2 separate regions of the Mus musculus genome follow, and region 1 is linked to region 2. The links are chromatin contacts, found by Hi-C or POLR2A ChIA-PET in ENCODE. All regions are on one chromosome and are shown on one strand. The core of a region is the stretch at or near the end of the contact, and the rest is flanking DNA. Distances in the headings are between cores, read along the strand shown. Region 1 has its middle 43 kb from the start of Gm19951. Region 2 has its middle 47 kb from the start of Spata7.

Region 1 (3,550 bases), core at 325-2,824, 1.0 Mb after region 2:
GAGCCCACTGGCTCCTAGAAGAACAGTGTTAGAGTTAAACTGTCTCTTCGTGAAATTCGCAGACTAAAGTCTTAACTCCAGTGCAGTGGTTCTCAGTGTTCCTAATGCTGAGACCTTTTAATACAGTTCCTCATGTCGTGGGGACCCCTCAATTATAAAGTTATTTTTGTTGCTACTTCATAACTGTAATTTTGCTACTGTTATGAATCATAATATAAACATTTTTGGAGATGAAAGTCTGCCAGGGGGTCACGAACTACAGGTTGAAAACCACTGCCTTAGTTCCTCAGTATCTGGAGATAGGGTTTTTAAAGGTTTCTTCGTTAAAAGGTCACCAGAATAGACCCTAACTAGCTGGTGTATGTAAAAGAATGAAATCTTAGGACAGAACACGCACAGAGAAAGACTGAGAAGGCACGGTGTGGCCATCCGCAAGCCAAGAGGCCTCAGAAGAAACAAACCACCCTGTTAACTGCTGGCCTAGGATTCTAGACTGTGAGAAATTTGTAACTTGTTACAGTGACCCCTAGAAAACTGCACTAGAAAACTATTACAGGCAGCCATTACGTCCACAGAAGTCAGATACCAGAGTATTTTTTTTCTCACCATAGTGCACATTGAGATAAGAACTAGGCATAGATATGCATCTGTGCACATGTGTGAGACTACCCCTGGGGGAATGCTCACACTAGAAAATGCTACGTCATTAGGATTTGGGTTTTCAAATTTATGGGATGCTGCCGAAATGCTCTCAAACATGGCTACATCAAGTTCCACCCTCCACAGCAGGGGAAGGAAATAGCAGCTCCCTCACAACCTTGCCTACATTTGATATTTTCAAACTTAAAAAATTTCTGCCAGCGTGGTTGGGGAAAAAAATCCTCATTATATTAACCGCAATTCCCTAATTATGTCTGAAGTCAAATATTTGAATATGTTTATGTATTCATATTTACATTCTATACATTTTTGGTTCACAGCCATCACCTATTTTTCCTTTGTGTTGAAGAGTTTGTTTTTTTTTTTTTCTACCTAATCTGTAGGGATTACCTACTTTCTTGATAATAATCCTGCCTGCTAGGTATTCTGTGAATACCTTTGCTGGGGCTACAGCGTGTCTCTTAATCTTATTCATTAAGGGTTTTAATTAGGTATAATCAGACACGGACCCATTAATAGTTTGCTTTTCTTTAATGCTGTCTTAAAGAAAACCCTTTCTCGGCAAAAATTCATGAAGCTGTTGCCTTATCATTTATTCTAATAGTTTGGAATTTTTTTCCCATTTAGATCTTCATTTCTATGATGTAAAAAGGTAGGGATTTTTTTTTTTCTTCTCCATTTGAAGGCGAATTGGCCCAACATTTATTGAAATACCAACTACTCACTTCAGGCTTAAAACAAAGTCCGGTGCCCCTCCCCTCCGTCCAAGAGCATCTCATTTTAAGTGGTGTGTTTTCTGAATTACCACAATGTATTAGGAGGAAACTGTACCACTTGGTGGGTGAGCAAGTTGGCCTAAATGGATATTTGGAGATGAGCCAAGCAAATGCTACGGGTACCTGCCAAGACCTGGTTTTGATGTTGGAAGAGCTGACCTGAAGACATTCGTCACAGTCACTGACTAGCAGGGCCAGGCGTCTTCTGAGGCTACCGTCTCAGTAAACTGCCAGTGGCCATGGAGAGAAGACTTGTTCTTCCTTGTTTCCCTCAAGGGAATATGCTTCCTGTTCTCCAGAGCAGTGGCCCCTGCGTAGAAATCTCCGGAATCATATGCTGAAGCCAGCCATAAAGTCAGTCTCCTCTGGAGGACAGGGGCAGGATGCCGGTTCTTGGCATCTCTTAATGTCTCAGCCTGTGTCTATATTACTCACCAGAAACAATAATCACTCATGTGAGTGGAGTGGGGAGCAAGTAGGTGAAACTCCCAATATAACAAACGAGTACTCCATTTAGACAGGTAGGAAATCGTGGTGCTGGGGGAGGGGGACCCCTAATCTGCCTAGGAGGAAACATCTGGAGATTTCCTTTCGGAGGGGGGTTGGAGGTTGGTATTGTACTTATCTATTTATTTGAATAATTTAGATCATTGGTTTTCAAATATTTCCTAGCCACAGAACACTACTTAAACTAGGTCTCTTTCAGGACAACACTGAAAACAGGCAAAATAAGAATATCCTGTTTAAAACTGCCAGGAGGCCCCTGTGCAATTTCCTGTTAAAAACCTACGCTTAAAGCCCATGTATATGAGATCCGGAAGGCATTGGAATTCTCCTTTGCAATCGTATACCTGACTCCAAAATTCATACTGCTATTGACCCTACTCCTTCCAACACTTGCTGTTTTCTAGGCTTTGGAGCAGACACTGAGAAAGAGGAGGATGGCTTGGAGATAGGAAACTCTAAGCACAAGTCTGAATTCTGAATGGCAGACCGTTGACTGTCAGGGAAGGCAGGGAGGATACAGGGTGGTGGGTAGGCAGTTTGTGGAGAGATTCATGGGGCATCTGCTGGCTGTAGCAGGTGCTGAAACTGGAGAGGCAGGCAAGACTAGTTATTATTGCCCGGTGGACCTTTCTAAGTTTAGATTTGGAAGTCCACGGGGAAGGGTGCAAGGATTTGAAGCAGGAGACTGACATGGTCTTATTTGTGTATCAAAAGAATCCCTTTGGCCAAAGCATGTGTTGAAACAGGACACGGCTGAGCCAGGAGGACGGCATGAGATCATCCCCTCCACCCACGGAGGAGTTGAATGAGGTCATCTGACAGTAAGCTGTTGGTGGAAAGGAGGTAGAGGTGTGACTATGACAGAATGGTTGTTGGAGGGAGGAGGAAAATGGAAGTGACTATGATTCCTGACATTTTAAACTGTGTAACTAGTGCCATTCAATAAAGCAAGGGAGACAGGATAAAGGGTTGGGGCAATAGCTGATTAGCATCCATTGGGGGACATTTTGTTTGATGTGCCTCTAAGGCAACAAGACAGAACTGTCCAATCATCAACTTCGGAGCCCAGGATGGGCATGTGAGATGGAGGAGGAGGCATGGAAGCCATCCTCTGCAAAGAGGGTAGTGGTCAAGAAGCCCTCAGGAGGACAGCAATGGAGAAGTCAGGAGAAGGGGCCCATGAAATAGGCTGAGGTGGCTCAACGAAAAGGAGGAGGGAGCCAGGGAAGTGGGGGTCACAGAGGCAAAGGTGGGGCTTGTGAAGAGGGGGTGTTATCAGCAGGAACAAGTGCCGTTCAGATCACAAGAAGGCAAGGCCCAGAAGATCCATGGAGCACACACACCCGGGGTCTACCGGGATGGATCACAGGGGTTTGAGCTGAGAGTGCTGTGTGCCAGGACTTGGGTAGTGAATGGGCAGTGATGGTCTGTCTGCTCCCTAAGGCCTGCGGCAATGGAGGAGGTGTGAATGCCTAGGGTAGCAGTTCTCAACCCGGATGTTGCAACCCCTTTACGGGTCGAAGGGTCCCTTTCACAGGGATTGCATATCAGATATCCTGCATATCAGATATTTACATTATGATTCATGACAGTAGCAAAATTACAGT
Region 2 (3,392 bases), core at 451-2,950:
GGCTGAGCAAGCCATGGAGAAGAAGCTGATAATCAGTGCTCCTCCATGACCATAGAATTCTGGATCCTTCCCTGATTCCCTAAGTGACGGGAGTTGTAAACTGCCATGCACACACACACACAGTCTACGTGCCACTGTTGTACCTTTGGCAATACCTTGCAGATCTGGTCCTCTCTGTGGCTCGTAGGTATCACATCTGGATAGGATTCTTGATTACTCTTCTTCCTTCTCAGCTTTCAATGGCTCCTTCTGGTACCATGCCACTCCAGAGAGAAGCTTGGACCCAGCTCGATTCCTCCAAGTCCTGTATCTATTGTGTGTGGTGTCATCAACAATAGGGACTTACATTCAAGTTCTAGGAGGAAATCAAGAGCAAGGGCAATGACAATAGCCTATGTTGTTTGGTGATCTCATAAATTGTCCCTGACCAACTTTGTATTTCTCATGTCTGGTAATTAGCATTAATACCCTTATGATGTTATTTAAAATTAGGTGTATATATGTAATATATACTATAATATTAATGTGTATATTTTATATAAACAAAAATTTAAATTATATTACATACAATATATACAATTTGAGTGATGCATAGATAGATATTTCTAAGATTTACCAAAATTCTTTTTACATTTTTTAACTCTACATGAAAAATACTGTAAATGTAGTGGTTTGAATGAGAATGTGAATGGCCCCTAGAGGCTTATGTTGACTACTTGGTCCCCAGTTCACGGAACTTTTTAGGAAGGATTGAGAGGTGTGGCCTTATTGGAGATGCTGTTTTGCAGAGGCGGGGAGGAGTCTGTTGAGCTTGAGGTTTCAAAAGGCTCAGTGTCATTCGCACTCGTACATCAAGAGCTCTCAGCTATTCTTGCCATCCTGCCTTTCCTCTGCCATCATCAACTCTTTTTGTTACTTTTCTGTCACTATGATAAAATACTGTGAGTAAGGCAACTGTTTGTGAAGGATGAGGAGGTGTGGCCTTGCTGGAGGAGGCGTCTCACTGGGGACAGGCTTTTCGAGGTTAGCTCCCCCTGCCTCCTACGTGTGGAGCAAGATGTGAGCTTTCAGCTACTGCTGCAGCACCACCTGCCTGCTGCTGCTGCGTTCCCTGCATGGCAGTCATGAACTCTAACCTCCTGAAACTCTAAGCCCAGTGAAATGCTTTCCTTAAAAGCTGCCTTAGTCGTGGTGTGTTGTTATGGTAACAGAAAAGTAACTAATGCAGTAAAAAGATCAGTCACTCGATGTCCATCACTTCCACGTGATCTGATACCTTTTCATAGCACTAATATGTGTACCTTACTAAAAAGTGAAAATTTAAAATTCAAGTGCATGCTCAAGTGGGTATTATTCATATCTCACAACTAAAATAATGTACAGTTTAAAAACCAAGGGTAGTAAAATAGCTTAGTAGGTAAAGGTCCAGAAATAAAACTGGTCCTGCTTCAATAAGGAATACACACGCAGGGGCACGCGGGCACACACACAAACACACACGTTTATGCACGCATTCTTGATATATTATTATCCACAGCTTAATCGTCAATATATTGAAAACTGTTCATGAACTTCAAATTATTCAAGGTGCTTTAATTTTGTGAGCACACATCACCAATCTTAATGGTTTAAAACCTGATTCCTATACACATGCGATGATCTAAAGACAGCCTCCAGGTGGCGCTGTTGCACTTGGCAGTGCCCCTCTGCTGGCTCTATAAACTTCCCATCTCAATCCAGCTACCAGTCCAGGAAGAGGGTGGTAGATAAGCATGCTGGGAAATGTAGAGTGCTTTGCTAACTCACCCTTTCACCTCGCCTCACAGCCACATTCTCAGGCAGTATTCACGCTTGCTTCGTCTCTAAGCCCCACATCTGGCACCTTACCACCCATGCACCATTCAGGTTCCTGCAGAAAATGCTGAGATAACCACTTCTGTGAATTTTCCTATGAACCTCGGACTGATCTGGCCTGACCTGTGAGTCTCAGTCCTCGTTGCCTGGCAGAGCAGAGAGTTTATTCTCCTGTCTCACCACCAGGGTGCAGCAGTAAGCAGCCGCTCGCTCTATGATCTCAGAGGACACAACAGAGATTTGGTGGTTACAATTCCTACCTTTCACCTCCCCTCTCTGCTGGCCTCACACTCCCCACCTACCCCTTCACCATGGCTTTGGGGGACAAACCAAAGGAATTAACACAATGACTTACTGCATGGTGTGCAGAAGTAAATGTGACTGTGTGGTTTACATGCAATGAGCCTTTAGAATGTTTGAGATTTGACAGAAATCCCCAGGTGATGCCACTAATGCAACCAAAGAATCCATCAAATGTTCTCTGCAATCTCTATCCAACCCAGGCTTGCAGAGTGGCCTTTACCCTCCCCTTTCCTGGACATAATCTCACTTACTACGACTAGAGCAGAGATATAGAAAGTTCTCTCGGCTGTCACTCCAAAAAGACCCACCTGGGGTTTAGTTTTTAAAAATGAATTTCAAATAAAAGATCACTTTATCTTGTCTCATGTGCTCTCTTCTTACTAAATTTATACCCAGGAGTCTCCTTTAAAGGCATAATTTAAATCGGGCATGGTGGTGGAAGCCTTACTTATAACCCCAGCACTCAGAAGGCAGAGGCAGGCAGGTCTCAAGGAATTCAAGCCCAGCCTGGTCTACAGAGTACGCTCCAGTCCATCACAGACTACACTGTCTTAACATTTTATATGTGTGTGTGTGTGCGTGTACACATATATGTATATTATATATTATGTATAAACATTATTTAAATAATATATAAATGATATATTTACAAAACATATAATTAAGAAATATTTATAAGAGTGTATGAATATATAACATAGTATATATTATATAAGTATTGTATATAATATATATTACATATATAAGATATACTTTATATAATTTATATATTATATACATATATAATACATATATTAAACAACTTCTATCTCTACACTGCAAGCAAAAGGGAAGAGTCTCTGCCTCTGTGAAATGAATCAGCCACGCCATGATGTGAACACAGTGCTATATCAACACCCTTGCCCTCCCCTCTGTGTTCCTAGGTAGGCATCTCTCTTTCTGGAAGTTTCTAAGGGAGCACATCTGTCTTGCCAAAAAGTTTTAAATACTGAAGTCTATGGCTTTCTAAGCGCTTCGCAGTAGGAGCTCCTGAGGAAAACGATGACCGGTTACAGTTCTAGTCCATGCTCTAAAATCAAGGTGCTTGGCCTCAAAACTACAGCAATGCCAGTAAAAGCCCCCAGTAATCAGGAACACCGAGGCCAGAAATACCAAAGTTAACTAGTACAAACATTGGTTTACAACCTATTTTTGTGGAAATGTACATCTTGATAACTTTGGTTTGACATCAATAC

Evidence for each region. Hi-C counts contacts between places; a loop is a spot of excess contacts on that map. ChIA-PET counts read pairs that join two places held with the same protein, here RNA polymerase II (POLR2A).
Region 1: a map of regulatory T cell shows a loop between it and region 2 (5-fold over the local background). The contact joins two enhancer-like sites. A Hi-C loop is called at or near these places in 1 of 37 maps with a recorded cell type or tissue (regulatory T cell). POLR2A ChIA-PET finds 5 or more read pairs at or near these places in 1 of 5 experiments (embryonic stem cell).

What each region holds. Positions count from the first base shown.
Region 1 is chr12:99,684,093-99,687,642 of GRCm38, forward strand. No RefSeq gene overlaps it. Among named protein-coding and RNA genes, the nearest start is that of Gm19951, 43 kb to the left of the region's middle. Within about 2 kb of position 1,575, at least 1 of the 3 ENCODE cell types and tissues checked has a DNase peak (open chromatin) inside an H3K27ac peak, as active enhancers do.
Region 2 is chr12:98,673,023-98,676,414 of GRCm38, forward strand. No RefSeq gene overlaps it. Among named protein-coding and RNA genes, the nearest start is that of Spata7, 47 kb to the left of the region's middle. Within about 2 kb of position 1,701, at least 2 of the 3 ENCODE cell types and tissues checked have a DNase peak (open chromatin) inside an H3K27ac peak, as active enhancers do.